Regions from separate parts of the Homo sapiens genome. Here region 1 is linked to region 2. The links are chromatin contacts, found by Hi-C or POLR2A ChIA-PET in ENCODE. All regions are on one chromosome and are shown on one strand. Each heading gives the region's core, a stretch centred on a gene start or an enhancer-like site at or near the end of the contact. The rest is flanking DNA. Distances are from core to core; before and after follow the strand shown. Region 1 has its middle 25 kb from the start of DRC8. Region 2 holds the start of CNST (consortin, connexin sorting protein).

Region 1 (5,879 bases), core at 2,469-4,968, 1.6 Mb before region 2:
CTCACTCCTGTAATCCCAGCACTTTGGGAGGCCGAGGTGGGTACATCACCTGAAGTCAGGAGTTTGAGACCAGCCTAGCCAACATGGTGAAACCCTGTTGGGGTTAAAATTCTAAAAATACAAAAATACAAAATAAAAATACAAAAATTAAGGCTGGGTGCGTTGGCTCACGCCTGTAATCCCAGCACTTTGGGAGGCTGAGGCGGGCAGATCATGAGGTCAGGAGATCGAGACCATCCTGGCTAACACTGTGAAACCCCATCTCTCCTAAAAACAAATACAAAAAATTAGCTGGGCGTGGTGGCAGACACCTGTAGTCCCAGCTACTAGGGAGGCTGAGGCAGGAGAATTGCTTGAACCCGGGAGGTGGAGGTTGCAGTGTGCCAAGATCGCGCCACTGCACTCCAGCCTGGGAGACAGAGTGAGACTCGTCTCAAAAAAAAAAAAAAAATTAGTGGTGGTGGGCACCCTTAATCCCAGCTATTCAGGAGGCTGAGGCAGCAGAAGCACTTGAATTGGGGAGGTGGAGGTTGCAGTGAGCTGAGATCACACCACTGCACTCCAACTTGAGTGACAGAGTCAGAATTTGTCTCGAAAAAAAAATTTCCTAAACTGACAGATAAATGTTTCTCCATTTTCAGATTTGTGATATCAGGGCCCTCCAGTGCAGGGTTCAGCGCAGGCCCCCTTGCTCTGGTCTAAGGATGGTGTTGGAGGTGGTAACATTATTTCAACTCTGGATCAAGCCAAGCTCAAATCCAGTTCCTCAGAACATTGCCATTATGCGCATCCTCTTTTCCCCTTGAGGCAGTTTATGAAGGGTTTTCTGCCAAGTGTAAGTAAAAGAGTCTCAACTGATGTAGGGGCCTAATATTTCCTTTCAAGGATCTGGGTAATCACAGAGGCCCCCTCCTCCGGCCCCCAAATTTCTCTGCTGTTGGTGCTATGCAAACAAGTTTCTTTTGAATTATGAATGATCCTATTCGTGTTTCTAATTGTATATATATGGGGTACTTGCAAGTCTGTTCAGCCTTTTAAGCAAATGTGTATGTTACTGACATTCTGATTTCCACGGAATTCTCCATTTATTCCAAATGGACATCAAGTCCATAAAACAATTCCTCTGGAGCATCAGTAAAGAACAAAATAGCAGGAATATGAAAATTTCTGAACAGAAAAGTTGTATTCCTGTTTTTTTTTTTTTTTTTTTTTTGCTGTTGTTAATGGGATGTTTCTATGCATGAACAATGAACAGTCAGGAAAAGAAATTAAGAAAACAATTCCATTTAGGATGGCACCAAAAAGAATAAAATAGGAATTGGCCGGGCGTGGTGGCTCACACCTGTAATCCCAGCACTTTGGGATGCCAAGGCAGGCAGATCACCTGAGGTCAGGAGTTCGAGACCAGTGTGACCAACATGGTGAAACCCCTTCTATATAAAAATTAGCCAGGCGTGGTGGCACATGCCTGTAATCCAAGCTACTAGGGAGGCTGAGGCAGGTGAATTGCTTGAACCCAGGAGGCAGAGGTTGCAGTGAGCCGAGATCGCCCCACTGCACTCCAGCCTGGGCAACAAGAGCAAAACTCCTTCTAAAAATAAATAAATAAATACTTAGGAATTTACCTAACCAAGGAGGTGAATGACTTGTACACTAAAAAGTATAAAACACTGTTGAAGGAAATCAAAGAAGACACAAATAAATAGAAAGACATTCTGCGTTCATGAATTGGAAGATTTAATATTGTTAAGATGTCAATACTACACAAAGCCATTTGCAGATTTAATACAATCCCTATCAAAATATCAATGGTGTTTGTGGCAGAAATAGAAAAATAGATCCTAAAATTCATATGGAATCTCAAGAGACCCCAAAGAGCCAAAACAATTTTGAAAAAGAACAAATTTGTAAGACGAAAGCATCCTGATTTCAAAATACATTACGAATCTACAGTAATTCAAACAGTGTGCTATTGGTATAGAGAGAAACATATGGACCAATGGAGTAGCACAGAGAGCCCAGAGATAAATTCTTGCATAGCCAAATATTCTTCAACAAGGGGGCCAAGACCACTTGATGAGGAAAGGACAGTTTGTTCAACAAATGGTGCTAGAAAAACTGGATGTCCACATGTAAAAGAATGAAGTTAGACCCTTATTTTATACCACATTACATTAGTTAAAAATTAACCTCAAACTCTAAAATACCTTCAAGAAAACATAGGATAAAAACGTTATGGCATTGAATTTCCCATATACAATAATTTCTCATATACAACACCAAAAGTACAGTTAAAAAAAATATGGATGTGAGGGTGATCTGGCTGTGGCACCTGTCACCCCATTGATTGCCAGGGTTGATTTGGCTGACCTGGCTGACTAGGCACGTGTCCCCTTCCTCCCTCGCCTCCCGAAGCTGTGCGCTTGGTTTAAGAGGACAACCATCCCAGATAGAGGAGGACTGGTCTCCGGTCAAGGGTATAAGAGTAGCTGCACTCCCCGGCTAGAACCTTCAAACAAGCTCTCAAGGTCCATTTGTAGGAGAATGTAGGGTAGTTAAGCTTCCAAGACTCCAGACACATCCAAATGAGGTGCTGCATGTGGCACTCTGCCTTTCTTAAAAAAGGAAGAAAGAAAGAAAAAGAAAGAAAAAGAAAGAAAGAAAGAAAGAAAGAAAGAAAGAAAGAAAGAAAGAAAGACAAATGAGACTACCTCAAACTTAAAAACTTGTGTGCATCGAAAGACACAATCAACAGAGTAAAAAGGCAACCTACAAAATGGAAGAAAACGTTTGTAAATCATATATTTGGTAAGAGGTTAACATCCAAAATATTCACAATTATTTAATATATAAGTAATTTCTACAACTCAACAACAAAATATCAAATAATCCTATTTAAAAATGGGCAAAAACCTAGGCACAGTGGTGCACGCCTGTAGTCAAAAGCTACTCAAGAGGTTGAATTGGGAGGATCACTTAAGTCCAGGAATTCAAGGTGAGCCTGAGGAATATTGCAAGACCCTGTCTCTGTAAAAAAAAAGATAAATAAAATAAAAATAATAAAAAGTTTAATGAAAAAAAGAAAAAAAACTATAAAAAATGGGCAAGGGAGTTATATAGACATTTTTCCAAAGATGACATACACGTGGCCAACAGGTACATGAAAAGATACCCAACATCACTGATCATTAGAAAAATACAAATCAAAACCTCAATGAGATACCACCTAACACCCATTAGGATAGCTACTATTCCCCCCAATCCCCCACCCAAAAAAACCCCAGAAGATGGCAAATGTTGGTGGGGATGTGGAGGCATTGGAAACCCTGTGAATGGCTGGCGGGATAGCAAAATGGTGTGATTACCATGAAAAACAGCATGATGGTTTCTCACAAATTTAAAAATACCGTTACCATATGACCCAGCAACCTCACTTCTGAGTACATATCCAAAAGAAATAAAAGAAGGCTCTCGAAGAGATATTTGCAAACCAATGTTCATGACAGCATTATCCACAATAGCCAAGAGGTGGAAGCAACCCAAATATCCATCAATGAATGAATAGATAAACAAAATTTGGTATATATACATGATGGAATACTATGCAGCCTCAAAAAGGAAGAAAATCCTGTCACAAGCTATAACATAGATGAACCTTGAGGACAAATACTGTAGATTCCACCTACATGAGGTTTCTGGAGGAGTCAAACTCATAGAAACAGAAAGTGGAAGGAATGATGGTTACCTGGAGCTATGGGGAAGGGAAAAGGAGAGCTGTTGGTTAATGGGTATTGAGTTTCAGTTCTGCAAGGTGAAAGAGTTCTGGAGGTCTGTTTCACAACAAGAGTGAAACTCCGTCTCAAAAAAAAAAACATGGTTAAGATTTTAAAAATAGTCCAGTGAAACATACAATGATCCTTTCTGTTATCCATCACCCAGCTCCCAAAATCAACAGTTCAAGGTCACGATCTGAGATTACTTTAGGCAAAATCTGTGTAGAGGTAGGGATAGACTGATGACTTTTTTCATTCATTATCCTTCTGCTGGTAACTTAACCTCGAATCCTAATCTTTTTGTAACCTAATTTCTTTGTTCTTCTTTTTTGTTTCTTTTTAGACAGAGTCTTGCTCTGTCACCCAGGTTGGAGTGCAGTGGCCTGATCTCGGCTCACTGCAACCTCTGCCTCCTGGGTTCAAGAGATTCTCATGCCTCAGCCTCCTGAGTAGCTGGGATTACAGGTGCCCACCACCACGCCCGGCTAATTTTTTTGTATTTTTAGTAGAGACGGGGTTTCACCCTGTTGGCCAGGCTGGTCATGAACTCTTGACCTTGTGGTCACCTGCCTTGGCCTCCCAATGCATTGGGATTACAGGCATGAGCCACCACGCCTGGCCACAACTCACCCGGCTAATTTTTGTATTTTTATTTTATTTTATTTTATTTTTTGAGACAGAGTCTTGCTCTGTCACCCAGGCTGGAGTGCAGTGGCATGATCTCAGCTCACTGCAACCTCCACCTCCCAGGTTCAGGAGATTCTCATGCCTCAGCCTCCTGAGTAGCTGGTATTACAGGTGCCCGCCACCACGCTTGGCCAATTTTGGTATTTTTAGTAGAGACCGGGTCTCACCATGCTGGCCAGGCTGGTCTCAAACTCCTGACCTCAGGTGATCCACCTGCCTTGGCCTCCCGAAGTGCTGGGATTACAGGATTACAGGCCTGGCCCCTTTTTGTAACCTAATTTGTGAAGTGACATCATACTCAAGGGAAGGGAGTTACATAAGGGTGGGAATCTCAGCAGGAGAAGATCACTGAGGGCCACCCCAGAGGTTGCCCACCACACTATGGGACTATTATTTGAAAGCTGTAGCTTTAGCACTTACGCTTAGCATGTTTTTACCATAACTTTTATTAGGTGCTTTGAATAACCATTTCATGAGGTATTGGTCTTTCCATTTTACAGCTGACTGTATTATGTAATGTGTTCAAGTTCACAGAACAATAATCATAATTAGAACTCATACATCTCAGACTACTGTTTTTTATTTTGCAGGGTATATTTTTATTACTATTACATGAAAATCATATTATTTAACATCAAAGTGTTCTATGGCACTATATCAATAATGGGTTTTGGAGAAATTTTCTTTTTGGATTGTTACTTGTAAACGTACTCTTCTTTGTATGTCACAATTGGTATGTTTGAATCAGAATGTACATATTACATTTGGGTGTTACAATATCTCAAGTTTCTTTTGATTTTGAGTCCTCTTCTTCCAACGCATCTAAAATTTTTTTTATTTTTAATTTTTGTGGGTACATATTAGGTATATACATTCATGGTGCCCTACTTATTTAAAACATGTCATTGACTTATAGAAGATACTTGTTTAATTGATGTATAAAATATCTCACATCCTGGATTTGCTTGTTTGCTCCCTCCTGGTGTCATTTAACTTTACATTCCCCAGCATTTTCTGTAAATGAAAGCTTTGGAAGCTTGAGTAGATTCAGGTTCAATTTCTTTGGCAAGAATAGTTCGTAGGTCATATAGACATTAGTACAGAACTCCCTACAAAATGCAAGCAATGTTGGATTATTCCAGGAAGCATTTGGAATCTCTCTCAAAAACTCACAATAATAGGGAATAAAAATAGCCCTAGTGTCCAGCCACTAGCTTCAACTTTTCTCTCCTCCTTGCTAATGTTAGCCAGCATTGATTACCTATTTTTGTCATTGTCCAAGCAGATATCATAAGCCAAGAACCTCGCTGAATATACAATGTGCACTGAAGAACAAGTAGATATATATCTTTCTTGTTTTTTATCACAAGCGACAGAAACAAACTGTGCCTAACATTAAAAGTACTGTATTAAAAGGTT
Region 2 (6,394 bases), core at 770-3,269:
GGCACATTAACAGAACGAAAAGTTTATTTGTACAAGAAACATAATCTCTTTCAATACCAAACTTTCATTAGATGTTTCACACGTTATTACCTGGTTTTTAAATCTGACAGCATCCGCAAAGTAGATGTCACTCTCCTTTTTACATATAAGGAAACAGGAGATTATATATACTTATTTGACTCCAGCGTCAAAAGTGATGCAGCTTGGCTTTGAAATCATTGTCAGCGACTGCAAAACCTGCACTCTTTTTTTTTTTTTTTTGAGACGAAGTCTCACTCTGTCACCCAGGCTGGAGTGCAGTGGGGCAATCTCGGCTCACTGCAACCTCTGCCTCTTGGGTTCAAGCGATTCTCCTGCCTCAGCCTCCCGAGTAGCTGGGATTACAGGCGCCCGCCACCACGCCCGGCTAATTTTTGTATTTTAAGCAGAGACGGAGTTTCACCATGTTGGCCAGGCTGGTCTGGAACTCCTGACCTCAAGGGAACCACTCGCCTCGGCCTCTGAAAGTGCTGGATTACAGGCGTGAGCCACCGCACCAGGTCAAAACTTGCACTCTTCATCACCATGATTCACTACCTCTTAGAAGAAAAAAGTCACAGCAAAATAGATTGCCTCTAGCCTATCACTTCCTCACGGACTACACGGATGCTTTAACCATCAAAGAGATTGTCAAGCCTAAACAGAACTGACTCCCTGTGATATGAAATGGTGCTTTAAAAAACTATCATTCAAAAAGCCTATAAATCTTGTGTTCTTAGCATCCTGCTATGGTCTATAGGGAATGCACGGAAGAATAAGATAACATCATTTTTTCAGCTGGCAGAGGCTTGCAACTCTTTTGGGGAGATAAGATCTAAGAGCATGTTTTATCAAAATATTGTGTAAAGTGCAAGCTGCTACAGAAATACTTTGTGGTGTCATTAACGATACAGACTCTACGCTTATGTAGTGGGCAATCTCTCCAACTAAGGAGCTTCAAACAAAGACCCGTATCTGGACGGGCGCAGTGGCTCACGCCTCTAATCCCAGCATTTTGGGAGACCTAGGGGGGAGGATCACGAGGTCAAGAGATCGAGACCATCCTGGCCAACACGGCGAAATCCCGTCTCTAGTAAAAATAAGAAAATTAGCTGGGCGTGGTGGCGCGCGCCTGTAGTTCTTGCTACTCGGGAGGCTGAGGCAGGAGAATCGCCTGAACCCGGTACGCGGAGGTTGCAGGGAGCCGAGATCGCCCCACTGCACTCCAGCCTGGCAACACAGCGAGACTCCGTCTCAAAGCAAAAGAACAACAAAAAAGACCCCCCAGTATCTAAAATAGCACCCCGAGGAGGGTCAATACGTTTGAATAAATGATGAACATCCAAGAAAATGCAATTCAGCTGGACTCACCTGGATTGCACTCCAGCAGTAGGTGTGGAGGTCTACTTGGTTTTCCCAAATAGATTTGCGCCAGGGTCTCAGCCAATCTCCGATCGGTTACGTAACGCTTAAAGTCTAAGCTGGCCTTAGACGCCTTCCTTGGCGGATTCCTGAAATCCGGTTCGGGCCACAGCTGCGGAGAGGAGTCAGAGAGCCCACAGTGGTTCCTCGCCGGCAAATGCTTTCGCGTCGCCGCTTCAGACCCTAAAATGCAAAAGCGACCAGCGCCCGCCAAGGCGGAGAGCCTCAGCCGCCGAGGAAGCCCGACCACTGGGATCCACATGTCCTTGTCTCTCAGGCCCGCTCCAAGAATCACCTAGTGCAGCTACTACAGTGAACCCCACGCAGGGTATCCCACGTGGAACATTTTCTGGCGTCCGGGCCAGGTCAAGCGGAAGTAAACACTAGAGCCTGCGCATGCGAACAGCGGAGCCTTCCTGCTTTTCTCCCTCACTTCCGCTTCCGCCTCGGCTCAGCCGCCCGAGGATTGTGAGTGGACCGTTGAGGAGAGCGACCGACCATCCGGCTGGTGTCCGGACTCGTACTCTATGGTTGTCCGCGCTCTGCGCTTCCTCTCTAGCCGCCAGTGCTCTATGCTCCGCGGTCGCGGGCCGCCAGCCTCCAGCCGGCCAGCCGCGAGGGGTGCGCAGAGGGAGGCGGGGCGGAAAGGCGAGAGGTGTCTCCTCCACCGGAGCCAGGGGAGACCCGAGCAAGCTCCGTGACAGCACGTCGGCCGCCATGTCGCCGAGTGGGGCTGGAAACAGACCCGGCGCCCAGCGGTAGCCCTCCTTGCGCCTCCGATTCCCAGGTGAGGAGAGGAGGAGCGGGATGCAGGGGACCCGCCGGCTCGCGGCCGGGATGGAAAGCCTTTCGGAAGCCTCTCGCTCCTCCCCCTGCGCTGTCCTCCTCCAGCCGCGCAGCCTCTGCCCTCCGGGTGAGGTGTAGCCCGGTCCCCTTACCTCCTCCGCCTCTCAGGTCGCCTGTTTTCCTCTCCTTTCTCAGCTACTGTGGGTCTCCTATTGCTGCGCGTCGCGCCAATTTCTCCCTCCCTAGGGGACTAGCGCCAGAAGTCGTTCCTCACCCGGCTCCTGGAGGAGCCTGCGGCTTCCACGGTCTCCGTTCCTTTCTGTTGTGTGGCCCACAGCCCGCTCTCCCCACCCTCGTGGATGGTTTTCATTTCCCCCCCACACCTGGTCCCCCCCATCACTACCACTTTGGTTGTCAAGAACCGCGTGGTGTCTCCCTTCCATTCCTCTCTCTGGGCCAATATTTTCCTTAATTTTTTCAGTTTGTGTGTTTAAAAGACTTAAAGTTAAGATTAAAAATGAAGATGTAAAAGCTTACAATTCCTTTCTAAGCTTAAAAAGATTAAGACTTTAGGATGCTTACTGTATTCCTTATGTAAACTTAGTCAAACACATCGTACTGTGGAATGCGATTTAAAAGACCCAATTTTGAAGACTAAAAATAGGATGCTGTAATGGAAATTTTGGCAGTCTTTTTTTTTTTACCTATTGGGCAATGTTAGAAGACACGGTTCTTTGAGAGTGTTTTCCGTGTTTCAGGATCAAACTTAGAGCTTTTACCCATTATCCTTACCACCAAGGCAAGAAACGGCAGCCAATCAACTCCGTGTCTTAGAATACGTACAATCCTTTCTGCTTACTCTACTGAGAGTGTAATTGAGTTTGGCATTTAAATGCACGAGGAAAAGGTTCCTAAGGAATGTATCACCCAGCAAATAGTCTGAAGATTATACTCATCTGATGAAGCTCAAGCGGATAAAGAATTGACAACTAAATATGACCTTTTGTGTATTATAAATTTGTTAGGACATCATAGAAAATATCTCATCAACTGTTGTGCAAACTGTGGGGACTCACTCATTGGTCTTAATTTGCTTAAATTCTTTTTTCGTACAGTTTTCTCACTGACAATTTTCTAGAGGTGACTTTGCATCCTCTGAACCTCTCTCCATTACTGAGCTGCCTCCCCCTCTCCCCTTAAAAAACATTTTCATAGATTCAGAAATACACTTTTTTCCCCCTCCAGGACCTGGAGTCCTAAATATTTTTAAATCAGATAAAATAGAATTATGTCTTCATGGTTCACTCATAGAAATGTGTCGTTGAATTTCTGACTTTTTAAAAAAAACACTGTGGTGGCTGGGTATGGTAGTTCATGCCTGTAATCCCAGCACTTTGGGAGGCCAAGGTGGGAGGATCACTTGCTGCCGGGAGTTCGAAGCCAGACTGGGCAACATAGACTCTGTCTCCTTAAAAAAAAAGAAAGAAAGAAAAAGAGAAAAAGAAAAATAAACACATTGTGGTTAAAAACAAAACAGTTATTTTAAAATGCACTGTCTTATTTCATAATGTTTGTGGACCAAAGTTAGCCTACTGAGTCCTAGAAAAACTGATGTCATTTTTTATTTTGCTTTTGAGTGTTATTATTTTCTCTTGGTTTTGGGAAAGAGAATTACATTATAATATTCCCTTTTTACAGTGTTGATGGTTCACTTGTTTGTAATTGAAGGTACTTGAATAATAAGAGATTTTTGTACATCTTATTTTTTTTCTGAGGTCCCAGGTGCTGAGAATGTTGATTTCACCTTAAAGATGAACTTTATGATCAGGATTTAGACATACTTTATTAGAAAAACTTGATTAGTGTGCAGTATTTCCCATCTTTTTTCTTAAGAAGTGTGGTTTTCTATCCTATGCTGTTTTTGCCTTTTTGAAGTAATTTTGAGATGGAGTCTACTCTGTCGCCTAGGCTGGTGCCATCTCGGTTCACTGCAACCTCCGCTTTTCGGGTTCAAGCAGTTTCTCCTGCTTCAGCCTCCCGAGTAGCTGGGATTACAGGCTCCTGCTACTATGTCCAGCTAATTTTTGTATTTTTAGTAGAGACGGAGTTTCGCCATGTTGGCCAGGGTGGTCTTGACCTCAGGTGATCCTCCGACCTCCACCTCTCAAAGTGCTGGGATTACAGGCGTGAGCCACCACGCCTTTAAAATACTTTTTTTCTTGCTTTTTACATTTAAATATATTTATTTATTTGTGAAGGCGGAGTTTTGCTATGTTGCCCAGGCTGGTCTCAAATTCCTGGCCTCATGCAATCCTCCCACCTCAGCCTCCCAAAACACTGGTATTACAGGCATGAGCCACCACACCCAGCCTCTTTTGGCTTTTAAATGACAACTGTAATTGGGAAATGCCAAGTGATAGTCCTTGCTTGCTGTTAGAATTAAGGCTGTAGGTCTGTAGCAGCAGTCTTCAATAGAAATACAATGCAAGCCATATAAGTAATTTAAAATTTTCTAGTAGTGGTATTAAGAAAGTAAAAAGAAACAGGTAAAATTTTAGTAGTATATTTTATTTAATCTTATATATGTTATTTTAACATGAAATCAATTTTTAAAATGAGATATTTTACATTATTTGATACTAAATCTATAAAATCTGGTATTTTATACTTACAGCACATCTCAGTTTGGAGAAGCCACATTTCAAGTGCTCAACAGTCACATGTAGCTAAATGTTACCTTACTGAGCAGCACAAATGATAGGATGGTCACATGATTTTTAAGCTGTCTTCCTACACTGAGAGTCTGATTCTGTGGGGTAAATTAAAAACTCCTCTTCCTGAAGTACTGCGGTATTTAATTTGAGAAGTTTCTATGCAGGAAGAGAGTTCTAAGTCTCTTCCTTTTAGTGTTTTTGTTTTGTTTTGTTTGTTTTGAGACAGATTCTCATTCTATTGCCCAGGCTGGAGTGCAGTGGCAGTCCCGGAGCCCTGAACTCCTGGGATCAAATGATCCACCTCAACCTCTCAAAGTGTTGAGATTACAGGCGTAGCCACCATGCCCAGCCTCTTTCTCTTAGTGTTGACTGTGTTAACGTTGAGCCCCATGCTTGTTTAATGAGGCTCATAAGATGAATAGTGTTCAGTCATTTCCTGGCGTGTCATTGTTACTAGTTATTTACATCTGCACGTCAACAGTGTGTCAAGGCACAGTATGAGTTTCTGTCGACTAAATTGTAGGGAGAACTTGAGGACCTTCAAGAAGATTGAACTTTATTGTGAACAGGTAGAGTACCTGTTGTTGCAGAGTTATTTTCTGAGTCAGTTTCAGGTAAGGCTAAGAGTTTTATAAATGTGCTTCTTTATATCATGGTGTTTCTTACCAAGGGAAAGATCAAATCTTTGAGCAAAATTTAGAAAGGAAGAGAGTAGGTTTTATGGCTGTAGAATGCTGGGAGCCTGAGTAAAGTAAAAGATTAACTTGTGTATGGTGGTTTAGGGGAATTTAAAAGGAAAGATGGCAGTTTTTATATAAAGCAACTGACATACTGTCTCCATACGTGCTTCAAGTTGTTTTTGCAACAAGGGTGGTGATTTACGTAGAACCGTCAGTGGTTCAGAGCTGCTGTAACAAAGGTAACTCTAAAGCCAGTTAACCTCCATGGGGATCAGTCAGACCCATCATTGTTCCTGTCTTGACCTCTGTGCTCTAATAAACTTCCCTAAATACTACTTTAGCTGCTGTGTGTTATATCTACATTAATAGCTAAATTAGCCTGAAGGCCTAATTAATATTCAGTGTAATTTAATACAGGAAACATGCCCTCTTCTCAACCTTTATAGTATGAAGAAATTTTAAATTACCTGGTCAGTGAACAAACTCCCTCTGTCAAATATAGTCATGATAGACCTGGCACAATGTAGGGACTATGGGGAGTGTTAGAGGATCAAAGACAGAATTGGGGAAGGGGTATAGTTACTGGATGTTACTTGTTCTGTGAGAGATGTGTGGATGTTCTATAAGAAAATAATAATGTTTTTTGTTTGTATTTAAAACTAGATAGCTGTTTATTGGCACCCTTTTAGTTGGATAAGAGAAAATACATTGCTTGGTTTCTACAAGTGAGTCTTAGCAAATTTATTGTAGTTATTTTAGGAAGAGTAATTGATA

Evidence for each region. A loop is a pair of places that touch in the nucleus more often than their neighbours do. ChIA-PET counts read pairs that join two places held with the same protein, here RNA polymerase II (POLR2A). Pooled maps may share reads with other maps.
Region 1: a loop to region 2 is called in a pooled map, with 9 times the contacts of the local background. The contact joins the enhancer-like site here to the promoter of CNST in region 2. A Hi-C loop is called at or near these places in 3 of 50 pooled maps. POLR2A ChIA-PET finds 5 or more read pairs at or near these places in 2 of 52 experiments (GM12878 and OCI-LY7).

The regions. Positions count from the first base shown.
Region 1 is chr1:244,941,598-244,947,476 of GRCh38, forward strand. It overlaps the pseudogene RN7SKP55. Among named protein-coding and RNA genes, the nearest start is that of DRC8, 25 kb to the right of the region's middle. Within about 2 kb of position 3,719, at least 3 of the 41 ENCODE cell types and tissues checked have a DNase peak (open chromatin) inside an H3K27ac peak, as active enhancers do; they include GM12878 and OCI-LY7, where a contact is called at or near this core.
Region 2 is chr1:246,564,437-246,570,830 of GRCh38, forward strand. It overlaps CNST (consortin, connexin sorting protein), which reads left to right and starts at 2,020. Exons shown (of 11, transcript NM_152609.3): 1 at 2,020-2,227. TFB2M (transcription factor B2, mitochondrial) reads right to left here and starts at 1,825. Exons shown (of 8, transcript NM_022366.3): 1 at 1,390-1,825. The coding sequence starts at 1,702. RefSeq lists enhancers at 1,515-1,794, 2,025-2,084, 2,125-2,624.